Regions from separate parts of the Homo sapiens genome. Here region 1 is linked to region 2. The links are chromatin loops, found by intact Hi-C in ENCODE. Cell type or tissue: endothelial cell of umbilical vein. All regions are shown on one strand.

Region 1 (8,000 bases), 420 kb before region 2:
GAAAATTTTGAAATTATTTAACTTATTTCAGAATATTGTAGTGGAAATTAAATGAGTCCATTCAGGAAGCGGCTGCCTTCTACTTATTAAATATAGCTTTGGGAAAGTTACTTGTTTCTCTGAGCCTCAATTTCCTAATCTGAGAAATAGTTATCACCCTCTTTGGATCAAATATATATGTAAAATGCTGAGCACAGTTACTGTCACAAAAAACGGCCATTATTATTCTTTAAAAAGACATTAAGTCTTGGTGGGTCGGAGACCTCCAGCAGCTCAGCAAAATTGTCAGGTTAATTAAAGGTTTATCCACCTTGAAGTTTAGAGGCCCTTGTATTTCTAAGCCCTAAGACACTTACGCAGACTGGGACCAGAAAGAATACATTTTTACTTCCTTATACCTGTGGTTTTAGAGGGTAGACAAACAGGAACCTCAAAAAAGAATAAACCAGACAACCAACTTATGTGAAGGTAGAAGGTTGTTTACAGAAGCCAATGCCTTAGCAATGACTCCATGATCTTTCTCTCTTAGAAATTAACTGTACTGAATTTAAGTGGATAATCAGAAACAATTTAGATATGGAAAAGATAGCTTGCATTTCATCTTGTTTCAACAAGTACTAAAAGTACATTTTTCTTTTTAACTTTGCAAGAACAGATTTATTTATACATTTTAATTCTACTCATCTTTATTTCTACAATATTTCATGGCAAATAAGATGTACTGATTACCATCTTTAAAATAATGTATCTTCATTTGACTCTCAACCACTTATTCATGATTATCCTCTAGCTATGGGTCATAGAGTTGTTCTTTTAAGATACTAGAGATATCTTAACATTTTTCACTCATTTACTGTTAACTTCTACAGAATTAAAGATCTTCATGTTTGAGTAACCATTCAGAACCTCCATTCTTTTTCTTAGTCACATGGCCATCTTCCCTGTGTGTCTTCTACCTTCAAACCTCTCCTTCTTATCAGGACATTAGTCACTGGATTTGGAATCTACCCTAATAATCCACCTCATCTTAACTTCATTACTGTACATATCTAAGTTCACATTCACAGATGGGGGATGGGAGTAGGACTGCAACACAATTTTTTTTTTTTTGAGGGGAGAACACATTTCAACCCACAATGGGTTCCTACTATTATGAGACAACATATAATATATACATTGCCCCAAAAGTATAATGAAAATGTGTCATTTACAAATGAAATTTGTGCTACCCACCAATTTCTCAACTCTACCTTTATCCCACTAGGGAGAAAATGCCAGCCAGTATTAGACATGCAGACTACAGGCATGCACAAGAAAAGCATATTAGAGAATACATAGGTTAATATTTATTGAGCTCCTACTTTATATCCAGTTCTTTACTAAGTGCTAGGGATACAAGAAAGAAGAAGGTACCAATCCCTGCTCTGGTGGAGCTCATCCTGGTAGCCTGGACTGGTTCCATGACTTTGGTCATCGTAACAGCCTTGTATTCATAAAGTGAGCAAACCAGTTATCCTCATCACCTTAATAAGTAAAAGAACTTAGAGACAGTCATTACAGATTGATCATACACCACCCATTTCAACAAAATCTGTAAAAGTTGAGGGGATGAAGATGAGTTGCTGAAGATGAGTTAACTTTTTTTTGAAGTTAATTACTCATATACGGCTTTGAAACCCTAGGGGAAAGCAAAATGGAAAGCAAATCAGATGAAAAGAGGGTAAGGTTCCTGCCAGCTATCTTGATTCCCTTGCTTACCCTTACCCTTCACCAACTAGGAACTAGAAACATTTGTTCTGTTTATGTGCTCTGAGGTGTGAACAGAGCACCTTAGAGTGAATTGCCATTTCAAGTCATTATTTCCAAACGCTCTGAACATGTGTTACATAATCATAGGATAAAAGAAAGCGATAACTATTGTCAGAGTCTAAACACCTCACTTTTATAGGTGAAACAAAGGTGTTAGAATGTGACTTGATTAGGGCCATGTAACTGTAATAGTACTATAAGCTCCTTGAAAGTAGTGACCCTATCTGGTTTTGGTGACCTTTACATTCTCAGAGACTTGTATGAGCCTAGCAGGTAGTATTCAGTAAATGCATATTATGGAATGAAACAATTTGAATAATGAGTCAGAAATACACCTTTTAAATACTTTTTCTGCTGCCATAATGATTTCAAATTTTTGAACAGGTTTAAGATTCTAAATTTAAAAAAACTTCAGGTTAGTCTAACAAATGTTGACATCATCATTTACCCAAGTGCTGTTAAAAATTATTTAAAAGAGAATAGTTTGTGCTACACACTAATAGTCTTGGCTTCTGCTCTCAACATTTCCTGGTCTTTTTACCTCTTTTGCATTAGATAGAGGAAGAAAGAAGCTAAACCAGATTTTGCTGCCTGTTCACCCAGTAAGCCTTTTACAATAGCTGTTATTTGGTCCCAGCTGTTGTGCTAAATTTAGGTTTTTGGCTTATCTGTAACTGTTCTGTCTCCCATTACCAAGTGCTTGTAGAACAAGTAAAACTTCAGTTCATTTTTTAAAAACTACATAATACAGTATTCAATAATATCAAAGTCAAATCCACTGGGATTTAACATTTGTAGCATTTTATAGATTAAAGAACTGTTTCCATTTGTCAGTTTCATCGTCATGATGCCAGAACATTTCAGAGAAAATGAAATGTTACCCTCCTGAATGTTCTCTCCGCTCTGATTAGATACAATCGTGGAGTTAAGGTTAACAATTTCAGTTGTACATGTTATTTTACTGTACATATCTAAGCACTAGAAAATGTTACTTTTTAAATATTTCATGCCTTTTTCATAAGAACTTTACCTGAGGCCAAAAAAATGGAACTGCCAATCTTGCAGTTTATAAAACTCTTCTGATGTGAAAATAATAGACTCATTGTAAAAAAAATTTTAAAACAGAAGGGCACAAATAAAAAAAATCCCCTTAGACTTGTCCTAATACTTTCCTGTGATCCTTTTATGCAAAATTATATCTAAAAAAAAAACTTTTTCTAATGAAACCAAAGAGCCTTGCAAATTTTTACTTGTCTCCATTTGGGCTCATGCCCCATATGTACTTTGTCTATAGACTGAGTAGCTAATAGCTGCAGCGCTTGTTAGGATTGGGTTTTTTTTTAAGTACAGCAGATTCCTGTCATCTGTTTGTGTTTAAATGACGACAACATCACAACATGAAATGCCATCATGTCACATTGCTATAGCACAACAACAAAATTACAGCTCCCCAACAATAACATGCTGTCAAAGTGTCCTCCTGCCCATGAGTCAGTGTTTTAGAAGTTATGAAGATTATTTTTAGCACAGCGAGTGTCTTGGAAGCTTGGGTTCTGAATCCTACTAAAATCCTTAGTGATTTGGGAAAATCTAGGGTGGGGGTGGGCTTCCTGTTCTTAAATTCTCCCACTCCCTGACCCGCATAGCTGCCCACCCCCCGTCCCGGTCACATTAAACCCGGGTTCCATTATGCGCTGCAATCCACTTGGGGCTCGATCACAACTCTGTGCCAGCATCCCGGGAGGAGGAGGAGGAGGAGGAGGAGGGGGGGAAGGAGGGGGAGGGGGGAGGAGGAGGAGGAGGAGGAGGAGGAGGAGGAGGAGGAGACGACGACTATAATTATCCTCCACGTCTGGGGCAGGCCTTTGGATGACATCTCCCCAGTTACCCTGCGCTCTAATAGCGCAGCTCCGATTCCTGGTCTCAGAATCCAGGCGCGCCTCTGCCGGCTGGGAGCGCAACCGAAGTGCCTGGGACGTCTCGGGCTTCCGGGACTCTGCTGGTGTCTCCCAGCCGCCATCTCCAGCGCCCTCGCACCCGCCGGGCACCTGCACCGAAAACCCGGCCCCAAACTAGCGCCCCGGGGCGAGCGGCGGCATTGCCATAGTAACCGGGCGCCAGGGCCGCGGAGGCCGCCGGGGAGGAAGTGACGACCGGGGTGGGTTGGCTGTTGTTGGGACACGTGACCTAGGCAGTGTTTTGACAGGGCAAACAGCAGAGAAAGAACTGGCCGAGCGAGGGGGACGGGGAGCCGGGGCGCCAGAGCTAGAGACAGCGGGCGGGCAAGGAGCTGGCAGAGGCGCTGGGCAAGAGGGCCGGCCGGGGCTACGGGCGGGGGAAGCCCGGGGGTCGCGGGGCTCGGGTGCCAGTCAGGCAGGGCGGAGGGGCTGAGCGCAGGGAGCGGAGCGAGGCGGTGGCTGAGGCGCGGGTGGATGGCCACAGGGGCGCCGGGGAGCCGCTTCGGGCTGGTCGTCTCGGGTCCCCACGGTCACCTGAGGCAGCCGCGGGGGCCGCTGCGCTCCATACTCCGCTCCCGCTGGCCCTGCGCCTCTCGGAGCCTGGGGTCTGAGGTGGGAGTGTGATGTGAGCTGCTGGGCGAGCGGTGGAGAGAAGTGCCAAGAGGAGGCGGGATTGGGACGGGAGAGGAGAGCGAGTTAGTCAGCAGAGGTCGGCCGAGGGAGCGGAGGAGCCGGCCAGCTCGAGAGCGCCATGAAAACAACTCTCCAGCGGGGAGAGGGGCAGACGCGGCGCTCGGTGCGGCGGGGCTGAAGGAAATCCGGGGCCGCGGCGGGACGGAAGGGGTTGTGCAGAGCAGGGGGCGAGCACAGGCTGTAAACACCTCCCCCGGAGCCGGCCGCGGAGGACTGGTTGGGAGTTGGTAGGGTCGCCCCGGGACAGCCCGGAAGAGTTCGTTTGGGGCTGGGGGCTGGGCGGGAGGAGGTGACTCGGGTTTCTGTGTAAACTTGGCCGCGGTTGCCGCAGGAAGGCTAGCCAGAGGGTAATTACACAGGTGAGGCCCGGCGGGGCGGGCGGAGGGCTCGGGAGGCGCAGGGGACTGGAAGAGTTGGCTGCGCCCAGGCACCAGGTGGAAGAATTTCCATACCAGCCCTGCGGAGGTGCCTCTGTTTCCAGAGGCGTTTTTGTACGAAGGGGTTAGTTTGTGTTGCTCAAATCTTTTTCTTCTTCTTGCCTGTACCTCCAGGTTATAAATAGATCCTGTTTTGGTTCAGAGACTGTGTCAGAAGGACACATTGGCCTGGAGAGCACAGAGGCAGGGAAGGGGGTGCTCGATCCGGAGGAGATGGGGGAGGCGGTGCAGAGAGTTTTGCTTTTTTCAGACCAGCCGAGGGTGCTGTCACCGCAGTTGGTGCCAGGAAGAGGCCTAACTTAACAGTAGTTTACTTGCAAGGTCCGGGTATTAGAATAGGGCCAGATTAATTTTATTTTTGTCTCTTTCAGCATTTTGAAAGCGAAGCAGAAGCCGTAGAATCAGCGGCGAGCCTGTTGAAAGAACCCACAGGTGCATTTCACAGCACTCTGGGCGAAAATTGGATGTGAAAATGAAGCCAGACCGAGGTAAATGATTTGTTTAAGTAGGGCTTGTTCCCCCACCCCCTTCTTTTCTATGCCTCAATTTAGAAGTGTTAACCTAATTCTGCAGTAGGATCAACTATTTCTGTATCATATGTGATTATCTGTTTTTGTGACAGATTCCAGCTGGTGAGGTAGAGAAAGGCATATGGAAGAGAAGGTTAAGCGTTTTTACAAAAGTGCTTCTGAAGCACTAGCTTCAAGAGAGATTCTAGTGTATCTCAAAATGAAAGTAAAGAATGGTATTTGTATCTGTTGCCACAATACAGGTATCATTTTAGAGTTGTACTTGCTCGTTTTTAGGTAGTCAATCTAACTTCAACTTTCAAGAAGTTCATAAGCTTTTTAAACTTGAATGTGAACTTGATAAAATGAAGAGAAAACTTAAGCTTGAGTTGACAACTGTTATTTTATTACTACTTTGATTAGTTGATTTTTGTGCTTTAAGCAAACTCCAAAAGTTTGCAGAGTACTCCAGTATTCAATATACCAGCATATGGACAGTTTGGGCCACTGAAATCCCTGGTGATAAGTAAATGTCACTTCTTTTCTAAACCTGTATTTTCAGGATTTATAAGAATAATATATACACTGCTTTTCAAGGACTTCAAGGTAATTCTTTATCAGTCTTCTGATTAATGGCAAGAACCAATTTTAGAAGATGTTAATATAGTAGTGGTTAGTAGTGAGAGCTTTTCAGTCAGATATGAGTTTGATTCCAAGGAACATTGTGAAGTGGGGATTATTTTATTTGGTAGGGGGCTGGACTAGATGACAGATTTCCTTCCAAATCCAAGTCTTTAGGATTGGAAATGTTAATTTATCCTACGAATTAGATGCTTATTTTAAAATTTATATATATTAAACTGGTTGTTTTTCCATATATTTTTTCAAAGTGATTAGACAAATTTTCTGGGTAAAATAGGTCTATTGAAATGCACCAGAAGGAATTGGAGAAAACCATACTTAATTTAGTGATTTAAATTAGTTTTAGGTGTTGGCTATTACATACAATCAGGCAGCAGCTATGTATGTATCAAGTATTAGTAAGTGTATTGCTCCTGAGCAGGTTCCTTGTGTAGAATGCCAAGTTTAGATTTTTAGATTACATCAATCACTTTGGAAAAATGGCACCAAGGTTAGTAATTGATTCTCAGAATAAACAAGCAAATAAAATCAAAGTCACTATTTATTTTGAATTGTTGTGAAAAGTTGCTTTACAGTCATAAGCAGTTTTAAAAATAGTATTTGCAGCCAAAACTAGTGTTAAACACAATAAAATGTTTAGTTACGTACTGATATAGATTTTTAGGGGAAACAAATTTATTCATCAAGATTTCCAAAGAAGTTTTCACCTTAAAAATTGTAGCTTTCTTTAGCATTCTCAGGTAAAGATGATGGGATTGTGAGTTTAGTATTGTGATTATATTCCATAATAATAACATAAACCTTTAGACCCATGGCTTTTTTTTTCTTTTACTAAAACCAGTGTAAGTAATCTTTTACTTAGCAAACTAGTACAGAAATATTGAAATAAGCTTTTCACAAACGTACTTACCCTTACTGTGCGCAATGTAATGTTGTATTTTCTATTCTATTTCACGTTTTGAAAAATTGCTGTCACCACCCATTGAATTGATTTCTTCACCAATTAATGGGTCATGATGACCTGCAATTTGAAAGGCAGAGTTATGGACAACTCTTAACGAGAAAACAGTTACACTTCATTTTTTTTTTTAAACTACATTGGTGTCCAAAGAACTATCCTATATAAATGAATTTTCTGGATAATTGAAACTTTTTAAACGTCAAAATATTTTTAGTTGTAATCATGATATGTGGAGACATTTAAAAAATGTTCACGCTTCTGGTTTGAGATTTTTTTGTCTCTAGTTTAAACCATCTCAGCCTATCTTTTTTTATTCTGATTTTTATGTTCCCTGGCTGTCAACAGTTTTTGTTGTTAATATATTTATCCTTGTCACCTTTTAATTTTCCTGCTTTTAGTCTCTGAGCTAGATAATTAGATAACCGTACTTAACACTAAGTTTTCTCTCTTTTTTTTTCTTTTTCTTTTTTTTTTTTGAGACGGAGTCTCGCTCTGTCGCCCAGGCTGGAGTGCAGTGGCGCAATCTCCGCTCACTGCAAGCTCCGCCTCCCGGGTTCACGCCATTCTCCTGCCTCAGCCTTCGGTAGCTGGGATTACAGGCGCCCGCCTCCACGCCCGGCTAATTTTTTGTATTTTTAGTAGAGACAGGGTTTCACCGTGTAAGCCAGGATAGTCTCGATCTCCTGAGCTCGTGATCCGCCCGCCTCGGCCTCCCAGTGTGCTGGGATTACAGGCGTGAGCCACCGCGCCCGGCCTAACACTAAGTTTTCTATAAGATGAACATAAATAGGAGAACTTCTCAGATGCTCATTCAGAGTGTGAGTAAAGTGTGGATTTTAATGTAGAGACTCAGATTATAGTTTTGTGAAAGACAGCTGTGCTTCAAAGAGTTAAAGTTTCTAAATAAATACAATAGCCTCTTATCGTACATGATTGGGTGTGGTAGTTGGTTGGCTAACTGTAAAAGTTTAAGGTGGGGGTCAGGAAAAAT
Region 2 (8,000 bases):
TTAAAAATAGTCCTGTTTCATTGTGGTGGAAATACGTAATTATTCTGTTATTCCCTGTTCTTTTGGGTGTTTTTAAGATGTATTTTTAAATGACAGTCCTTTATTTTAACAGTATATTATTTCTTTCTTTTTTTTCTTTTTTTTTTTTTTGAGACGGAGTCTTGCTCTGTTGCCCAGGCTGGAGTGCAGTGGCACCATCTCGGCTCACTGCAACCTCTGCCTCCCAGGTTCAAGCGATTCTCCTGTCTCAGCCTCCTGGGTAGCTGGGACTACAGGCACCTGCCACTACGCCCGGCTGATTTTTTTTATTTTTAGTAGAGACTGGGTTTCACCGTATTAGCCAGGATGGTCTCGATCTCCTGACCTTGTGATCTGTCCATCTCGGCCTCCCAAAGTGCTGGGATTACAGGCGTGAGCCACTGCACCCAGCCATTATTTCATATTTTTATCTAACAGATGTTTATGTCCCAGGCACTGTGTTGGAGGCAGTGGTTGAACAGCATAGATGTACGGCTCCTGCCACCGTGGGACTGAGACTGGTGAGGGCAGCAGGCCGGCAGTAGAGGTTAGGATGAGTCCTGGGAAGGGAGGAAGGTGTGCTGGAGGTTAGCAGAGGGTGGGGACAGAGCAAGGGCAGCCATGTGCAAGGAGTAGTGAGCTGGACGGTGGCCCCCAGGCAGGATCCAGAACCACTGTAATAAGGAATTTGAATTTTTCAGCTATGTGGAAAAACCTGAGACAAGAGTATTTATAAATACACAAAGACTTGTTAGAGTAAATTATTTTAAGATTCCTCTCAAAAATTCTAACAATAGCCTGTTTGCTGCCACCCTTGAGTTCATGATACGCCTCCAAAAAAATCAGCTTTCCTCTAGGCAGCAGGGCTGCAGCCTGGGGCCAAGCCTTTCCCGCCCCCTCCAGCAGCCTCGCTTCTAGGCTAACCCTCGCCTAGGCATACCTGCAACTTTTGAGAAAGCTCTTTTTGACTTGGAAATAAGGAAGCCTCAAAGGAAGACTTAGCATCTTTGAAAGCCAGTAAAGCTGAAGCTGTGAGCTTCAAGGTCTAAGCTGAGAGTGAATGAAGGCTGGTGACTCCCCAGCCTGTCGTGTATTTATGTTCTTTGGACCCAGAGTTGGAAAAACCTGGGTCTGGGGGTCAGACCCCTGGGAATGAGCTCCGTAGCATACCAGTTACGTGACCTCAAGAAAGTCACAGAACCTCTCCAAGCCTTAGTTTCTGCATCTACAAGATGGGGCCTCTCTTGCAGGGTGATTTTGAACATATGATGGAAGAAATTATGCAGGTACCTTGAAAACCATAAGCATGGTTCCAGTGTGAAGTGTTTTCATAGCCAATGTGCCTCTAGCATTTTAAGTCACAGATCTAGGTCTTTCCATGGGTCCTAAACTTCAGATTTTTGTGCCCCAAAATAATGCATTGATGTTTGACATTTTGCCAGGTTCTAGAAAGCCCTGCCCTTGGCCCCAGCTGTGAGCTGCAGAGCTCAGTGAGACCCTTTTTAATCTTCCCCCAGGCCCAGCCCTGGCCTTGCTTCCATGAGCAGACCAGCCTCCGAATCTCTGAGCCACCAAGGCTGCGTGTGGAATGGGGCTGTCAGAGCTGCTATGAATCACCCTGGAGCTGTCTAGAGGACAGTCCAGGTTCTTACCCTGCCCAGGAATTCCAGATTGAGCCAAACCAGCTCAGTCAAGTGAGACTCCCAGGGGACCTGTGATAGGAGCCGGCAGGAACCTCTCAGGATTAGAGCGATTAAGAACAAAGCTTTGGAGGCACCAAGCACTGGGGTCGAATTGCATTTCTGGCACCACTTGCTGGCTGTTGGTCCTCACCATGGTCACTCCTTCTCTGACCCTCGTGTGTGACAGTGGAGTCACAGGAGCCCTTCACATAGGGCTGTGTTAGGGTTATAGGAGGTGACGTGCATAAATGCTGACACCTTAAAAGTGCTCAGCAAGCTGCCTTCCAGCAGGAGCTCATCTGGCCAGGTGGTAAATTTGGTGCCTCTGTTTTGTTCGGCCCACGTTTTGCAGAGTGGGATTATTCACTTAAAAGTCCCAGTTTTCTGACTTTTCTTAAGAATCAATTAATCTAACATCCTGGGCCGCATTCATCCATGGCTACATCCGGCAGGAGCTGAGTAGCAGCTGCCTCCCCAAGGGCTCCTCTCAGTTCTTGAGCTTGCAACTCCAAGGCAACTGCAGAGGCAGCTGATGAAAGTCTGAATATGGAAGCCAGCCATGTCTGTCTCGTCCCTGATGGGGTGTGCTGGGCTGTAGGATATGAAATGACTTTGCCCTTTTCCTCTAGGAGCTATGAAAGCACCCCTTAGGGAGGCAAAATTGTGCTGCAGTTGTGCTGCTCCTCCCCTCAACAGACAAGGAGAGAATAGGAAACCACATTGCCTTCTCATTGGAGGCACAGGCATCACAGTCAGGCAGCTTCGCAGCTAAGTTCTGACACAAGCTGTGTGACCTTTGGCAAGTTTCTTAACCTCTCGGGCTTATTTTCTGACCTATAAAGTCAGAATAATAATTGCCAATATCACTGTTGTTGTGCGGACTACACCATATGGTGACATGCTTATTTTAATGCCTGGCTTGAGGTAGGTGTTTTATACCTACCAGATTTCTTCCGGGGGACAACCAGGAAAAGGGTTATTTATAAACTGACTACTAGGATATCATTAAAACCAGAAGCTTTGAGGGGTATTTAAAACTTGTAGAAGACATAGCAAACGTTTAAGCTTTTAAGTGTCAAAAAATATCTATAAACAAATGCATATGTCTTGCTTCAGGTTATATTTTAACTTGTTTAAATTGTATTTCAGTTTTGAAACCTTTGATGTGAACAGCTTTGAACAATTTTGCATCAATTACGCTAATGAAAAACTGCAACAACAGTTTAACATGGTAGGTGACCTTTCTGCCTTCTTGACTAGTTCTCAGCCGCGCGCGCGCGCGTGTGTGTGTGTGTGTGTGTGTGTGTTCGTGGAAAGAGGCATTCTTCTTTCTTGAGGTTGCAAATTTTTATGCAAGGAGCCTCACGCTGGGTCACTGCACCACCTTGTGGCCAAATCTTGAAATCACACCCTCTCATCTATTTCATCTTTTTTGAATCACCTGCCAATGTGTGAGCCTCACTGCCCTTCTTGGATACAGACCCTCTGTGCAGCCAGACAAAACTATTTAGTTGGTTGCCTGAGGCCTCCACTTTCTTTCGAGCCTCTCTGTCTTTGCACTTGCTGCTTTCTCTGCCTTAACCCACGTGCTCCTGTTATTTCCCCATTGCTTTATCTTCACGTGGCCAACTCCAGCTTGTGTTTTGAGATCCAGCTTCCCTGAGAGCCTCCTGCGATACCTCCTGGCCTCTTCCTATGTGCTTCCTTATCGCAGGCCTGTCACATGGAATTATCATCATTTGCATGCAAGTTTCCAAATAGACTTGGTCACCTGGAGAGGCCAGGACTGGCATTCTTTGTCTCTCTCAGCCCAGTGCTTATCTCGGCACATGCAGCACTAAACAGCAGATGGCCAATGGATTATGGGAATGAGTTTCTCCAACCTTAATTTAGAACAAGACATATATGGTACCTTCCTAACTAACAATAAGATCAAATGTATCATCCCATGGAAACAGACAGGAGATGGATTCCAATTTTTTTTTTCCACTGGGAAGATTTGTTTATTCAAAAGACGTTTTTGAGTGTATACTGTGTATACCAGGTACCAAGTTAAGTGCTGAGGTAGAAAGATGAATAAAACAATTTAAAAAATGTTGAGTAAATGCTACTTGTGGCTGTTTGGGCATTTATTATTGCTATGTGTATTGAATACAATTTCAACCTCTTAAATCAGTTCCCTAGATGCAAGAACTTTATTGAATTCACTTTTGAATTCCCAACAGTACTGACGCCTTTCTGCTCCTAACAGAAGTCAATGAAATTAAAAGTTGATTGAACATCTTTCTACATTGGCCCTACCATGAAACTACTCTCATATTTTTTTTATAATTGCCTCCTTAACATTTATATTTGGCTCTGTTTCTGAAAAGCCATGAAAGCTAAAATGCTTTACTAACTCACATTTTCCCTTTAGCTTACATTCTAAACTTTGGCTACATGTTTATGGGAAGAATGGTGATTCCAGTTCATAATAGAAATCACACTTTAATACCCTAACAGTTACTCCAAGGAAAGGTTATACCTTTGTTAGTGTCCAGTCTTATGCTCCCTCAGAACCCCTGAGGAAAACATAGCATGACGTCTTGGAGAGTGTGGGCTTTGGCTCAAACTAAATTGGGTTTGAATCTCAGCTCTACCACCTCCCTCTGGGACCTTGGGTTCTCTGAGCCTCTGTTTCCTTGTTTTAAAAATGAGTCATCATTACACATTGTATGTATGTGTCAGAATATCACATGTACCACAAAACTATGTACAACTATTATGTATCAATTTAAAAAGAGTCAATAATAACTGTCTAATATTGTGAGAAGACCTAACATTGAATCCTACTCAGTAGAAGTTTCTTTTTTTTTTTTTGGCCCAGAATTAATTCATGTATAACCATTAAATTTCATTCCATTGTAAATTTCATTTCTTTAGCATTTGCAAGGCTCTCCTGGAAGTTTAACATTAATAACTACAGCTGAGGTTTATTCCAAGTGCATATTCAGTATAACTCACCTGAAGTCAAACTCTCTGTGGCTGCTACCCTGTTCCCTGGCTGCAATGGCGTGCTGCTCCCCAACATGTCCACCTTAACCTCAAAGTGACACTTATACCAGATGTCTTGCCAAAAATCACAAATCAGAGGCTGTAATTCTATTTTTTTTTTTTTGCTTTTGTTCTCCTCTCCTGTTCTTCTTCCTCTTCCACTTCCTCCTCCTTCTCTTCCTTTTTCCTCTTCTCCTTTTTCTGAGTCATCCATCAATGTGTAGATCCTCCCAGGAGGGGTAGTATCTTCAATTGTCAGCACAGAAAGCTTTGGGTAGGACTCTCCTGATCTCCAGTCCCCCTCTTCTGGCTGCCACTGGGCCTTGCACCTGATGCCCCCAGGGAGCTCAGCAGTAGCAAGTGTAGAAGTGCCGGTGCCACCTTCTCCTCTCAGCCCGCTTACCCTCCACGTGACTTTCTGTGGTCAAGTCACGCCATGGACCCCATGTCCTGAGCCTGACATTCATCCTGACCTCTTCGCTCCTCTTCCTCCTCCCTGAGTCCCAGCCATCAAGAGCATCGGGCTGAGTCCTCATTGGTCTCACTGCCTCCGGTTCTTCCCTCCTCTGAGCCATCCTCCAGGTCTCATCATAACCCCTCCGCCCTCCAGCGGGTCCTCACTGCTCCTAGAAAAAGGCCATAGGCCCAGAATTCTCTAAGGAGGGTGTGAAGGTCTCAGGTGATTTGACTGTACCATTCTTTGCCACCACATTGCTGCTGTCCTCCTGTAATTTCTAACCTGCTTGAGGTGCGTTTCTCAAGCACCCATTGAGCTTTCATGTGGTTCCCACTGGGATTCCTCCATAGGAGGGTTTTCTTGATGCCCCACCCCACCCCACCCTACCCCACCTCACCACCTGCCAGCCAAACTTTCTTTCATCCTCCATGGTAAGCCTGAGTACATCCTCTGGGAAGCCTCCCTGATACCCTTACAGCCCAAGTGAGTAGTGCACGAAGATCTCTAAGCAGTGGGCTTCTCCCACCGGCCCCGCAGCTAGCATTCTCAGGTAGCTGGCTCCACCCAGCCAGGCTGCATTAGGCCAAAGAGGCTGGATCTGTCCTTGGATAGCTGCTAGCAGGAAGGGGCTGTAGGACCACACTGAGTACCATGTGGTGCTGGTGGTGACACAGGCTGGCCCAAGCCATGTCCTAGGAGGTAGAGACCCACTCAGACTAGGTGGGAGGATGACAGCTAGACTCGCTTTAGGAACTCGGCGGTATTGATCACGGTATGGGCCTTGTCTATACTTCAGGGTCCTTCTTTTTAAACATAAATATTACAGATCAACCATTTACATTTTCCAAATGCTTACATCCTGCTCTTTGGAAACGTATTTTAATATTCTGTTTTACTTTCTGTATTAACTTTGGATTCCCAGCATGTCTTCAAACTGGAACAAGAAGAATACATGAAGGAAGATATACCTTGGACGCTGATAGATTTTTATGACAATCAACCAGTTATTGACCTGATTGAAGCAAAAATGGGAATTCTGGAGTTACTGGATGAAGAATGTTTGGTAACTTTTAAGAATAATTGTTTTTTTCAGCTTTTAAGTAGTAACAGATGAGCATTTTGCAAAGCAGTTTTTTTGAAGTGTGCTTGTGAAGTCCTGATGTTTATCCAGTTGGTTGGATGGATATTAATGCTGGGACAGCATCCACAGCAGGGACCCCAGAGGGCCCACTGGGCCTTTTGCCCTCAGCCTGTGTAGACCACGCTTGGGGAGCTGCACCACCTCTTTTACCTGACTTCCAGCATGGAGGCTGTCCCAAAGTGTATGTAGAAACATGCATGAAAACAGCAAGTGACTCCACTCAAGTTGTCGGTGACTAATAAGAATTGAGTTTTCTTTTACATCCTGATTCTTGTGAGTCATCAAGAAAAATCAACATCGTATGATTCACCAGAAGAGCTTTCTAGAGTTTTCTTCTTACCATTTCCCTCTGGGAAACTCTGAAGTAGGCCAGCCTGGCAGTGTCTCTCATGGGGCCACAAGAACAAATAATCCCAAAGTGAGGATTAATAAGGTTTCGGGGTTAAAGGATTTTTTTTTTTTTTGAGACGGAGTCTTGCTCTATCACCCAGGCTGGAGTGCAGTGGTGCCATCTCGGCTCACTGCAACCTCCGCTTCCTGAGTTCAAGTGATTCTCCTGTTCCAGCCTCCGGAGTAGCTGGAATTATAGGCGCACACCACCATGCCCAGCTAATTTTTTGTATTTTTGGTAGAGACGGGGTTTCACCATGTTAGCCAGGATGGTCTGGATCTCCTGACCTCGTGATCCGCCTGCCTCGGCCTCCCAAAGTGCTGGGATTACAGGCATGAGCCACTGCGCCCGGCCAATTTTTGTATTTTTAGTAGAGATGGGGTTTCCATCTCAAAAAAAAAAAAATCACATGTATCAAGATCAAATTTCGCAACTAGCTTAGTACAAGGAGGTATGCCCTTATTTCAAGGAGTGAGTTAATTAGGAAGTAAAATAAGAAAAACTATTTTCCTGAGGCAGGGGAAGGGGAGGACTCTCTATTCAGGTGCCAGTCTTTTCCCATTCACCCGTGAATAAAGGTCATGTTCGTGTAATGGAACCCACACTATTTTTTCCTGAACCTTTAGATTTCTTTGGGAAGAAATAAAATACTGCCTATTTTATAGAAATAAAATTCTTCATTCTAAAGTCATTGTGTGACCATTTCTTTTTAAAGTTTTGTTCTTCTAAAGAGACTTTGATGTATCCATTAAAATATCACATCAAATACCCCACAAATATATATAATTGTTATTTGTCAATTAATAATAATTTTTAAAGTGCCCTAAAGATTAAGATCAAGGATAAATTAATGCCTAAAGTTGCTTTTTTAAAAGCCTCTAAGGCCAGGCGCAGTGGCTCTTGCCTGTAACCCCAGCACTTTGGGGAGGCCAAGGTGGGTGGATCACCTGAGGTTAGGAGTTGGAGGCCAGCCTGGCCAACATGGTGAAACCCCGTCTCTACTAAAAATACAAAAATTAGTCAGGCATGGTAGCAGGCACTTGTAATCCCAGCTACTTAGGAGACTGAGGCAGGAGAATCGCTTGAACCCAGGAGGCAGAGGTTGCAGTGAGCCAAGATCGCGTCATCACACTCCAGCCTGGGTGGAAGAGCCAGACTCCATCTCAAAAATAAATAAATAAATAAATAAATAAATAAATAAATAAAAAGCCTCTAATTGAGAGCAGTTCACTAAGTGCCAAATCACCTTGGTTTCTTAGAATTAGTGCTTTTCCTCAC

What was found. Hi-C counts contacts between places; a loop is a spot of excess contacts. Peaks named below come from ENCODE experiments on the same cell type or tissue, not always from the same donor. Only the 100,000 strongest peaks of a DNase experiment are listed, where the experiment ranks them.
Region 1: a loop joins it to region 2, with 3 times the contacts of the local background. A loop is called at or near these places in 16 of 110 quality-filtered maps.

What each region holds. Positions count from the first base shown.
Region 1 is chr15:52,675,391-52,683,390 of GRCh38, reverse strand. It overlaps ATOSA (atos homolog A), which reads left to right and starts at 4,003. Exons shown (of 13, transcript NM_001385016.1): 1 at 4,003-4,563; 2 at 5,269-5,385. The coding sequence starts at 5,370. It overlaps LOC105370821 (a long non-coding RNA gene), which reads right to left and starts at 3,786. Exons shown (of 4, transcript XR_932255.4): 1 at 3,698-3,786. RefSeq lists a silencer at 4,068-4,387 and enhancers at 4,968-5,107, 5,238-5,307. In endothelial cell of umbilical vein, no CTCF peak of the experiment used is centred here; DNase peaks (open chromatin) are centred at 3,980, 4,640 and 5,090; H3K4me3 peaks cover 2,613 bases; H3K27ac peaks cover 2,188 bases; H3K27me3 peaks cover 1,404 bases.
Region 2 is chr15:52,251,570-52,259,569 of GRCh38, reverse strand. MYO5C (myosin VC) reads left to right here. Exons shown (of 41, transcript NM_018728.4): 11 at 2,850-2,931; 12 at 6,113-6,253. Among named protein-coding and RNA genes, the nearest start is that of MIR1266, 22 kb to the left of the region's middle. RefSeq lists an enhancer at 1,677-2,253. In endothelial cell of umbilical vein, a CTCF peak has its summit at 3,089 (motif pointing left); DNase peaks (open chromatin) are centred at 3,049, 4,359 and 6,609; H3K27ac peaks cover 2,803 bases.